Linked DNA regions of Homo sapiens: region 1 is linked to region 2. A link is a loop called in an ENCODE intact Hi-C map of the cell type or tissue named here. Cell type or tissue: GM12878. All regions are shown on one strand. Links, peaks and the distances in the headings refer to the core of each region. The heading gives the core; the rest is flanking DNA.

The links. A loop is a pair of places that touch in the nucleus more often than their neighbours do. Peaks named below come from ENCODE experiments on the same cell type or tissue, not always from the same donor. Only the 100,000 strongest peaks of a DNase experiment are listed, where the experiment ranks them.
Region 1: it touches region 2 in a loop (10-fold over the local background); 1 of 110 quality-filtered maps calls a loop at or near these places.

What each region holds. Positions count from the first base shown.
Region 1 is chr12:11,778,092-11,783,475 of GRCh38, reverse strand. All of the region lies in intron 2 of ETV6 (ETS variant transcription factor 6), which reads right to left. Among named protein-coding and RNA genes, the nearest start is that of ETV6, 130 kb to the right of the region's middle. RefSeq lists an enhancer at 2,694-2,763. In GM12878, for the core only: no CTCF peak of the experiment used is centred there; DNase peaks (open chromatin) are centred at 2,535 and 4,075; H3K4me3 peaks cover 1,089 bases; H3K27ac peaks cover 5,000 bases.
Region 2 is chr12:11,978,542-11,983,925 of GRCh38, reverse strand. No RefSeq gene overlaps it. Among named protein-coding and RNA genes, the nearest start is that of BCL2L14, 90 kb to the left of the region's middle. In GM12878, for the core only: no CTCF peak of the experiment used is centred there; DNase peaks (open chromatin) are centred at 1,553, 2,595, 3,125 and 3,635; H3K4me3 peaks cover 446 bases; H3K27ac peaks cover 2,893 bases.

The DNA.
Region 1 (5,384 bases), core at 55-5,054, 200 kb after region 2:
AAGAGAGTCATCTATAATCACTTTCTTCCACATTTCAACCCACAGCAATCAGGTTTCCACCTGCCTCTCCCCGCCACAGAAATTGTGCTTACTGGGTCACTGATGACTTCCCTACTTGGAAAAGCCAAAGACACCTTCAGTCCTCATCTTACCTGAATTCTATGCAGCATCTGATTGGGCAGGATCATTCTTTCCTTCCTGAAATTCTCCTTCCTTGATCTCTGTGATTTCCCTCCTGTCTCTCTGGGGAGCCCTCTTATAGGCTCTTCCTTCTCGTCTTGCCACTCTAGATAATGGGCTCCACGGAGACTTGTCTTTTCTGCTTCCCATCCCTTGCTCCTCATCTGATCTGCCACTCACCTTGCCCAATCAATCTGCTTAATCACTTGAATGTTTCTCTTTCACTCCATCTCTCTGACACTGCTTTGGCTTGTACTTATTTTTTTCTCACCTAGATCATTGCTACAGCTGCTACCTACAAAAGCCTTCTGAACACACATCCCTTCTCTCCCCTATTTAAACTTCCAGCACAAAATCTAAACTCCTTAGCATGGCATACCCTAGTCATCTTTTCTTCTTTAGCCAGTCAATAGATGTATACTTATAATACATATACCTCCCATATTTTTCTTAAACATGGAAACAATTTAATTGCATTTCTTCTGTCAACACACCTGAGGTTATCTTATAAATCATTTTACACTCATACAAACCAAGGTGTTATAGTTCTAAATTACTTTTTGAGAATTAAAAAATTCAGAGAGAAATAGGACATAACCAAGCAAGAGTGTCTCACTCTGTAGTCAATACCTTGCACATCTACATAACAGACTGACTCCAAGCATTTCCCAGTGATTCCCCAATCCCTCTGTCTTTCCACATTAGTGAACATCCTACAAAGCCAATTTTAAAATGAAAAACAAAATATGAGCCTATTATTACAAATGTGCAGTCGCAGAAAACACAAATGCACACATACTGTGTGAGTAAAATAAAAAACACACTGTCTCTTAATAATAAAATGTTTAACATTTCACATTTCAGATAACGTTTCAGCTGTCTTTCCAGGTTAAAAACTCCTCTCAGACAAAAACAAAAAGTCTTCTTTTCTCTCTTAAAATCACCGAGAGTAGATACATTGATTAACAACAGTTTAACAAACTGTTAAACTACCACTGACCCACGAAGATTGTTCACATCTACCACTGACCCAAGAAGATGTCTTGCCTAAGCTGAAGTAGAAGGTTTTAGATTTGCCATGAGTAGACGAGTAAAGTGAAAGAGGGTACTTGGTAAAGATTTTACAGAGAGCCAAGCAGTGCATCTGATTTCAGCAAATAACTTGACAGTCTATCCTGACTTTTTCTTATGGGTTAGGCTGACAGTCAATTGATATGTAGTACCATTGTGCATATTTGCAAAAATGATAATGTGTCATTTATGGCATATGGCAGCAAAGAGATTTATTTGCCAGAAAACATAATCACAATATACTTGTTAACTATAAAGTTAACTTTATAGTTTTAAAACTATGCCTACCTGGAAGGCAGTCTCTAGCGGTATGCCACAGGGATCTTTCACAGGTCCCGTCCCATTCAATCTTTTTCCCTTCCAAATAATTAACATAAAGGTACAGAGAAAGTACTCATCTAATATAGAAGCCATAAAGTAGGAAAGAGGAGTTTATAGAAGGGATGATAGGCATTACCTCAGCCAACTTAAATAAAACGTAATAGGGTTAAATGTAAAGGCATATATTTTAAGTTTAAAAAATCCACAAAAGAAGAGTTCTGACTTTGGCTATAGTCCAAGTAAAAACGATCAATGTGAATACAACACAAATATTAAAATGCTAACATAACCTTTTGTTGCATTAATAAAATAACTGCCTATCCATTCAGCAATTAGTTTGCACATATTAGACGAAAAATACTGTTAAAGTAACTGTTTCATTTTGGGTAAATGGCAAAGCTGAGCATCAAATCCATATCTGATTCCAAAGTTCTGTCTCTAGACTTAATGTAGAAAGAATACACCCTATCTGGTTTCACATGGCAAAACTAGAACCAAGAGCAAAGTGACAGTGAGGTGAGTTTCAACTCTATTTTTCACATCTAGCACCATCCAAGAACGGGACGAAAAGGGGGCAGGGAAGTACTTCCCACTGAATACACACAAGCAGGGGAGGACTGTCCTGCTATCTCTGGGATGCTAAAGAGACAGTCGTGACGTGGATGACAAGTTGAAATATATCATCTCTGAGGTCCTTCACAATTCTTAGACTCATCGATCTTTATGAGAAATTATTAAAGGCAATTGAAAAATAAACACTTCCTAAGAGTTGGACATTGTACATATTAAACCAGCCTCATGTTTTTCTTAAAGCAGGGGTTTACTGTTGTATCATGAGGCAAGTTTCCTAGCATGCAAACAGAATTAGGAAACAAAACTCATTGAGATTTGCATAGTTTGCTAACATCTTGTACCTGTAACTGAAAGTAGGGGGAAACCCAAGCTGTTCACCTTTGGTGTGCTGATCTGGGGGAATGCAGATGTGGAACTGCTTAACTTCGCCATGAAGAAAGCTTCCACAGGACGTAAGAACAAGATGAAACACACTGCTATACAGTAACTTACAATCATCTACTAGACTTCTATATTTTTGTCTGCTCAGCATCCACATACCGCATGTGGGGGAATCCCAAGATTGGCAGAGCTTTCTCCCCTGTTCCCTGGAACATAACCTGGACTCAGCCAATTAGATGCACTTGCCACAGTGTTTGAGTCTTAAGGGAGTGACCAATTCCCCAGGGATGGTGAGATGTTATTTATGGCAGAGGTGCTAGTCTCACGAATTCATGTGTCCACTGGCAGCCGAGCTGTGGTGGCATCCTAATAAAACTGTCCTTATGGCTCCATCTCAGCTAAGCTCCGGGCTGCCAAGTATCCTTTTGCTTCTGCTACCTTATCAGCCAATGAGCTGCCCAATATACCTCCAATAAAAGCTTTTTTTTTCTCTGTGATTAAGTTGTTCAGAGCTTTTTGTTGTTATTTGCAAGGAAGAACTGGTATACTTCTAAAGTGTTACACCACAGAATGAATTTAGGTGAATATTTGCTGTTGTCCCAGGGCAGTAAAAAAGGATACAGGCTACTGAACCTAAAACCTATTCTAATATAAACCCCAAATTTTCTTCTAAAAGGCTGGCAACCCAAGTGACAGATATTAATATAATCTCAACTTAAAAAAACAAAAACAGCTACATCTATCAAACTAGAGGTTGTAACAGTTACAGTTCTATGAATATACTGTGTAATAAATTAAAACTTTCAGACTGGGTCATTTATTCAGCACATACTTAGTGGAAGCCTTCTCTGTACCAGAAAGAGAGAAAAGGAATGGTTTCTAATTAACTCTTTTGTTTTTCAGCATCTGTGTGAAAGCAGAGAAGGCTAAAGGTAGAGCGTGTGTGAAAAATATGGGCAAAACCTTTTAAAAAGTCATGTCATCTATTTGTAATTGCATAAAGCTTTATTTCTTGTAAATTTTATCAGCTCATTTAATTACACAGCACACTAGGCAAATGCAGAAGGGAATGAATGGTTACTTCTCAGCAATTCTCTTCACACTTTTTATCTCTGTAAAGAAGGATTCTCATCATGCACTGAACAGTCACAGTGAGCACCGTCTATACCAACCAATTTTCTAATAAAAACTTGGCTATCTGGAAAAGCTCTGAAATGAACCATTCTAGAGATCCAAGTTTTCCAGGGTACCATACTAAGCACCAAAGGTTATTTCAGTGATTATTTTAACAACTCTAGGGGAATTTTTCTACATTATATATTTTCCTTCTGGCAGAAAAGAGAAAAATAGCAGGCAGCCAAATGGTTGCGTCACTTGAACTATGTCATTTCAATCCTGGAAATATTTCTGTCTTGATTCCCTAGGTAGAAAAGTGGGCCTCGGTATGGAGGCTATTTTTAGAGTCTGACTTCTTTTTTGAGCAATCCATTCCTTTCTTGACGTGAATGATTACCAAGTCTAGCTTTGAACTACAGTTTCAGATCAGAAATAAGCACATCACAGGAAAAGTCAAAGGAGTTTCAAGTTTTTAAGATGGGAACTGAACAAATTCAGTACTGAGTTCTGGGGAAGGGCTTGTGTGCTCAATTTCTGCCAAATATATTTGCTGCAGTGATCCTCTAAGAACCATAAAAAGTACAAGCTGTAAAAGAGCAAATCATTTCTAAAATGATGAAAGGCTGAGTTTTAAAAGAGGACTTATTCGGGAAAGCATGCACAAATATACGCAGAGACGCACGTGTGCATCCACAAAGAGAGAAGTCAACAGGCTCAACTTGTATGTTTGGTCGAAGCCCAAATCTATGAAAAAATAGAGCAAAGCATTTAATCTGGCTCTGAAGTATTCAGGGCCTAGATATAGGAAGGACAAAAGCCACGCTAGTATCTACTTACAATGTAAATCTGGTTTTGGTTGTTTGCGAGATAAAATAACCACCAACCCAAGTCTGACAGTTTGACAGTGTTCAAGAAGCTACAATAAGGGGGCAGCCCTAGGGCTGTATCACTTGAGCAATCAGTTTTACAAACGAATAATGTGTCTAATCCTCTAAGGCCTTTTATCCTGAAATCACTCACACGGAGGGCTCCAATCTTAAAGAAAGAACTTAGCTTTTATATAAACCATGCAATACAAGCCCAGTGTACATAACTGGACTAATTTAATGGTGTTTGAAAGAAGAGTGATTTTTTTTTTAAGAAAGAAAAACTAAGAGCTCTATGGCTCAACAAGGGAGTTACCTTTCTCTTCCTCCAATAAGGCATCAAAGTTTCAGGCAGAGTTGGGAATGATCTACCCTCCACAAGGAAAAGGCAGCAGGACATCCACATAGGTTTTCACTCAGTGCCTCAGCCTGCTTCTTCTGGTTTGATTCAACACGCATATATTGAGAGCATCAGGCACTATACCCAGCCCCAGGAATCTCAGATGGTTACAAGAAAACACTGCCTTCCAGGAACTCAGGATGAGCACCAGCCAGGCCTCATTTTCTGGGAAAAAAGTTTCTTCTAGGGACACCTCTCCTCAAGTGGCTCACAACAGACAGGGCTATATTAAACACAGGAGTGTGTGTGTGTGCACACGCGTGTGCGCTCGCCAGGCTGCCCAGGAAGGCGCTGTCATTCACGGAGGACCTGCCACGTGCCAGATGCTGGACAGGGCCCTTCATAAGCAGTAACTCTTGTAACCTCACAATAACTGCATGAGATAAGCATCGTGATTCCCCTTTTTAGGGATGAGGAAACTGCGACCCTGAGACATCTAGTCCTGCAGTAGGCTCCAAAGCCGGTGCATTTTCTGC
Region 2 (5,384 bases), core at 318-5,317:
CATTTTTGGGGGAGATCGCTTAATATGTCAATAACCTTCCATTCCAGAAACTGCTCCCCTTCCATGTTAGCCGTGTGGGTTTATAGAACCAGAGCAGTGATGTCTTCCGAGAAGGGCATCCAAGGTAATGAAGGAACTGAAAAATCACACCACATGTGGGACAGCTGAGGATATTTAGCCTAGAGGAGAAGCTGAAGAAACAGGATATTTAGCCTAGAGGAGAGAAGAGTGGAGGATGACATGTTTCATATATTTGAAGGGCTGTCTTGTGAAAGATCTAGATGGACAAGAAGGGCAGAATCCACTCAGTACATAGAAGTTATAGGGAAAGTAATATAAGTTCAATACACAGAGAGAAATTGTAATATTAAGAGCTATCTCAGAAGATATGAGCATAGATTTACTGCTCTGTTCCCATTGCTGGTAGACATTCAGGACAAAATAGTCAGCAGAGAAGGTTTGCTTCTTGCCCTGATGGCAGCTGCAGTCTAGTGAGGAAGACAGAAATGGCTCAGATCATCACACATTCATAAATGTATATGGTAAAGCATGACAATTAGGCCTTAGACCATTGACTGTGGAGAAGCAAGGGATAGTTGACCATTTGTAGACCTCGTATAGACAGGATTTGTGCTCATGTAGGGTCTAAATTAAATGACTTATGACCTCTCCCAGTTCATTTCTAGAAATGGACTTTAAGTAGTGCTACAGTGGGAAGAACAGAAAAGATTTACCTTGGAGGGCAAAGTGAATTTCAAATTTGTGGGACTTCTACAGTGGACTTTTGAAAGTTCCACAATAGGTCACCATTACTAAACCCGGTTGTGCTATTATCTTGATAAGTAGAGGACGCTGGTTGAACACATTAGAGTTCAATGACTTGAGAACCTGATGACTTAGTCATTTTGGGAAAAGTAAAAATCCTCTAAAATCTGTAAATTTTCTCAAAATTCTGAAAAGTTTTTCCACTGAGGACTTTTTTTTTTTAAAAACCTCCCTTTTGCCCGAGAAAATAACCAGGAAAGAAATCATAAAAATGCTTTTTTCAGATCTCCCAATGTCTAAATATATCAATATACAAAACATGGTAATTTTATGAGTGAAACAAGTTATACATAATGCATTTTTTTGTTCCTAAACGAACAGCATGACTTTATATCTGTAAAGGGCACTAAAAATAAGTTTTGCATGTATTTCAATCCCCTGCCCCTAAATTTTCTTTGAAGAATTTTTTTTTGTTCTTCCATGGCTTAAAATTTCTGAAAAATAAATGTATCTAGTCTGTTCCTTTGTTCTTGCTGCCTGGTAGCTTGTGTTCTATTCCTGTGAAGTTTAGGGGTATGAAATAAACTGTTCTTTTAGCTTAACTGATACAGAAGGCTTAACTCTCTCAAACGCCTCACATTTACCTGCGGTTGTCTAGAGAGCAAAAGATGGGGGATGAGTGTTCTGTCAATGGTTTTAACCAAGTTGAGCTCCTTCATTTCTTTCCAGCTTAGTTTCCATGAGGGCCTGCCAGGTACAATAACATACAGCAAGGACTAAAGAACCATACAGCTAGACAGTAATTTGTCTTCATGACATCACTGAGAGACATTCAGGCAAAAAGGCTGTTACTAGTGTGGGGGCATTGGCAAGAGGATCAGCTTTTGAAGTCTGGACAGTGTGGTTGGGGGCCAACAGTCTTGGGCTCTGCCACCAATTCTGTGGGGCCATGGGCAGGTTGCTCATCCTCTCTGAGGCCTCCATCTATTCACTGAAGGATAAAGATATTGACACAATCTCCATGGTCCTCCTAGGCTTTAACATGCCATGCATCTATTTATCTTGGGAAGATACATTATGAAGTCAGAAGGTCAGAGGATGGATAGAAGGTTATATGTATGGTAGAGTTGGAATTTCTTGTTTCTGAATGGCACTGTGGTCTTTTGGGTAAGCATGTTCTTTGCTGGGCGGTCTTGATTTTCTATGGGGAGGATTGAAAATCCAAGGGAAAGGAAAAGAGGGTTGACAGAAGAGAATGACTTCTTCCGGTGCCAAAAAAGCTCTGTTCCATAGCAGTAATAATTTCAACAACTGCTGTATCCTGTGTGACCTTGGTATCTCTTGGGGGGTAGAGTTGGAGAAGGAATGGTTCCTCAGTTTCTGATGCTGTTTTGTTGGCTTATTTCCTTCAAAAGCCTTCCCTTGAAAGCCTGGCTTAGTTTACAGTCAGCCAGCCTGACACTGGCTCTGAGCTAGTCCTGACCCATTCTGATAATGCCTAGGCCCCTCCCCACTGCCATGGTGATGGAGATGGGCTGAGGAGCTGGGTGGCATTTCTATCCTAGTGATACAAGAGTCCGTAGGGTTCTTTTGCCCTTCCAGAAATGACGCCAAGGGCAGGATTCCCAGGCGGCCACCAGGGAGCCAGATCTTGTTTTGTCTCCAGCTTGGTTGGCAGACTTAAGAGGCTGAGATGAGCATCTGAAGTTCGGAGTGCTTCAGGCTGATTCAAAACTTAAGCTGGGTTCTTTAAAATTTTGAGTGAATTGTCACCAACGTGCAAAATGTACATACGTGCTCTTTCAAAAATGACTAATCTCCACCCAACCACACTATTTCCTTTCTTGCTGCCCACATTTTAACACCACAAGGGTGGTTCTATTTATTGTCAATAAGGCACTGCTTAGATTTCTTAGATCTGAAAATGAAAATAAATGCCTCAGTTTGTATATGAAGTGACGTGAGTTATTATGCATGCAGAAAGTAATTGTGAAAAACTGGAAATAACCTAAACTTCCATCAATGGGGTGTTGGTTAAGTAATTTATGGTAATTTATAAATGAAATATAAGGCAGAATTTAAAATGATGATATAGACATATCTTTGTTGATGAGGAAAATTGTTCTAATGTGAAAAGTGGTATGTAATAGATGACCCCATTTTTGCAAAAATAAATAAATAAATAAATTGCATATACTGTAAATTTGAAAAAAATCTGTAAGCGAGAACTCACCTAGGCATTTGTAGTTGAGAGATGAGAACAAGAATTTCTGGTGTTCAAATGGCCTTAACATTTTCTCAGAGCCTTAAAATTTTCACGACACTGTTTAGGTAGCAGCACCTTGATTTCCAATGCCCAAAGTAGTCCATGTATAAAGGATTTGAATGGCAGCTAATTAGGGGTGATGGGGTTTTAGATGGTTGTGTTTTCTACTCACTAGATTGATTCCCCCCACACACAATAAGCATGTATTGCCTTTGAAATATAATAGTAAACATAAGATAATCAGGAGAACATCCTTTGCTTGTTATGTTTTGGTTGAAATTAATTTAAACCTCGTATAGTTCAAACTGCTACATCTCCTTCCTCCCCTCACTCCCCTTTTGTCTCTAAGTTCTTTATACTCAGTTATTTTGCATAATCGTGTCCCCTTCCAATTAATGGTGATGTCTTGACACATCGCAGGTTGGGAGGAACTTTCCAAAAAGAAAACTTGTTCTTTCTCTATTTAGCCTTATAATGCTGACTTCTTGGCATTCTGGCTCACCTGCAGGGGTTGTGCATGTGGTCTGGGAAGCCAAAGGAGAAAATCAGAAGTAGTCAGAAGAGGAACTGGTCAAGATTTAACCAGTGGAGATTTAACCATCACAGTGGATAATAGAATTGCTATTCTCAATTCATCACAGCACTTAAAGAGAATTATTCATCAACACCCTTGCTGTGACCTCATGGTGGGAGGAGTGTCCTTCTTGCCCCTTAACTTTGGGTTTGGCCAAAAAGAATACTTGTTAGATGTGATGGCAGAGGCTTGAAAAGAGCTTGCGCATTAAAGCTTGATCTTTTTGTATCTCAGTGACCATGATGGGAAGAACTTTCCCCAGGCAGCTGTTATCCACTCAGCTTAGGCCCAGAATGAACACGCTTGCCTACAGCTCAACCTATAGGCTGGAGCTAAGGACAGGTTGGCGTTAAGCACAGCCGAACTGTAGCCTTGCTCAGCCTAGAGCCGCTGAACCACAGTCAGTCTTGCAGACCTGTAGACGTGAGACTAAATTCTTGTGTTGTTGTTGTTGTTGTTTTTGAGACAGAGTTTCGCTCTTGTTGCCCAGGCTGGAGTGCAATGGCGTGATCTTGGCACACTGCAATGTCTGCCTCCCAGGTTCAAGTGATTCTCCTGCCTCAGCTCCCGAGTAGCTGGTACTACAGCCATGCACCACCATGCCCAGCTAATTTGTATTTTCAGTAGAGATGGAGTTTCTCCATGTTGGTCAGGCTGGTCTTGAACTACTGACCTCAGGTGATCTGCCCACCTTGACCTCCCAAAGTGCTGGGATTACAGGCATGAGCCACCATACCCAGCGAAATCCTTGTTGTTTTAAGCCATTGGATTTTTAGGTGGTTTCTTATACAGTATTAATGAGGATAGATTATTGGGATAAATCTGCTAAACAGAACCTTGTGGGTCCCTGCTGGCTAGAAAGGGATTTCTGGCCACTTGTGCATATGGGTATATAAAATTATACAGAGATGTTATGACAATAACCTGGGAAATAAAAGAATATGGTTAACCATATTCCCATCCTTGGTAACCAACTGACACTAATTTTTGATCCAGGGCAAGTGTTTCTTTACCTGATTAATGCCTCCCAGAATTATTTGAGCTCTTCAAATTAAAGATAACATTGCCAATATTGTAGCTCTAGGTCCACAGTCATTCAGCTTGTTGTCAATGCCTGACTATTGAGTGAGTCATTATGAATAGTTTACAAGCTGGGGAGTCTAGACTGTCCTATTGACTCTGGGTTTTCTGTCAATCTAATTTTTTTTTCATATGCCCTCTTTCCTCCCATTTTAGCTTTGCTCGTGTGAAATCCAGCAGGCTGCTAGACAGATCAGAGGTCATGGTGGAGAATGGTGGCAGAAAACTCACAGAGATGGTGGCAGAAATATTAGATATATTTTGCTTTCTGTCCAAGAATTTTGCAATCTGGGGGTTTCCTTGAAGCTGAAATTGTGTTTAGCTTCCCAAGTGCAAGCATTATCCAGGTTCACCTTCTCCCATGCTTGGCAGGAAATGTAGAATCCTTTCTTGGATGCTTGCCTCATGTGCATCAACTGTTAATGCACATTAGACGGCTGCAGCCCAGCCCTGGGATGGCACTCTTGAGGAACATGGGCTCAGGATCATTAGTGCATACAGGTAGCCTGCCATTTCCCTGTAACAATGAGGAATGAGGTCCAGTCAAGGCCTTGACACAAAGCACACCCAGAAGGCAGCATGGATGGAGCTAGAAGCCAGAGCTGCAAGACTCCGGATCCCCCACTGCCTGCCTTTCTTGCCTTCTTCCTTCCTTCCTTCCTTCCTTCCTCTCTCTCTCCCTCCCTCCCCCCCCCTCTG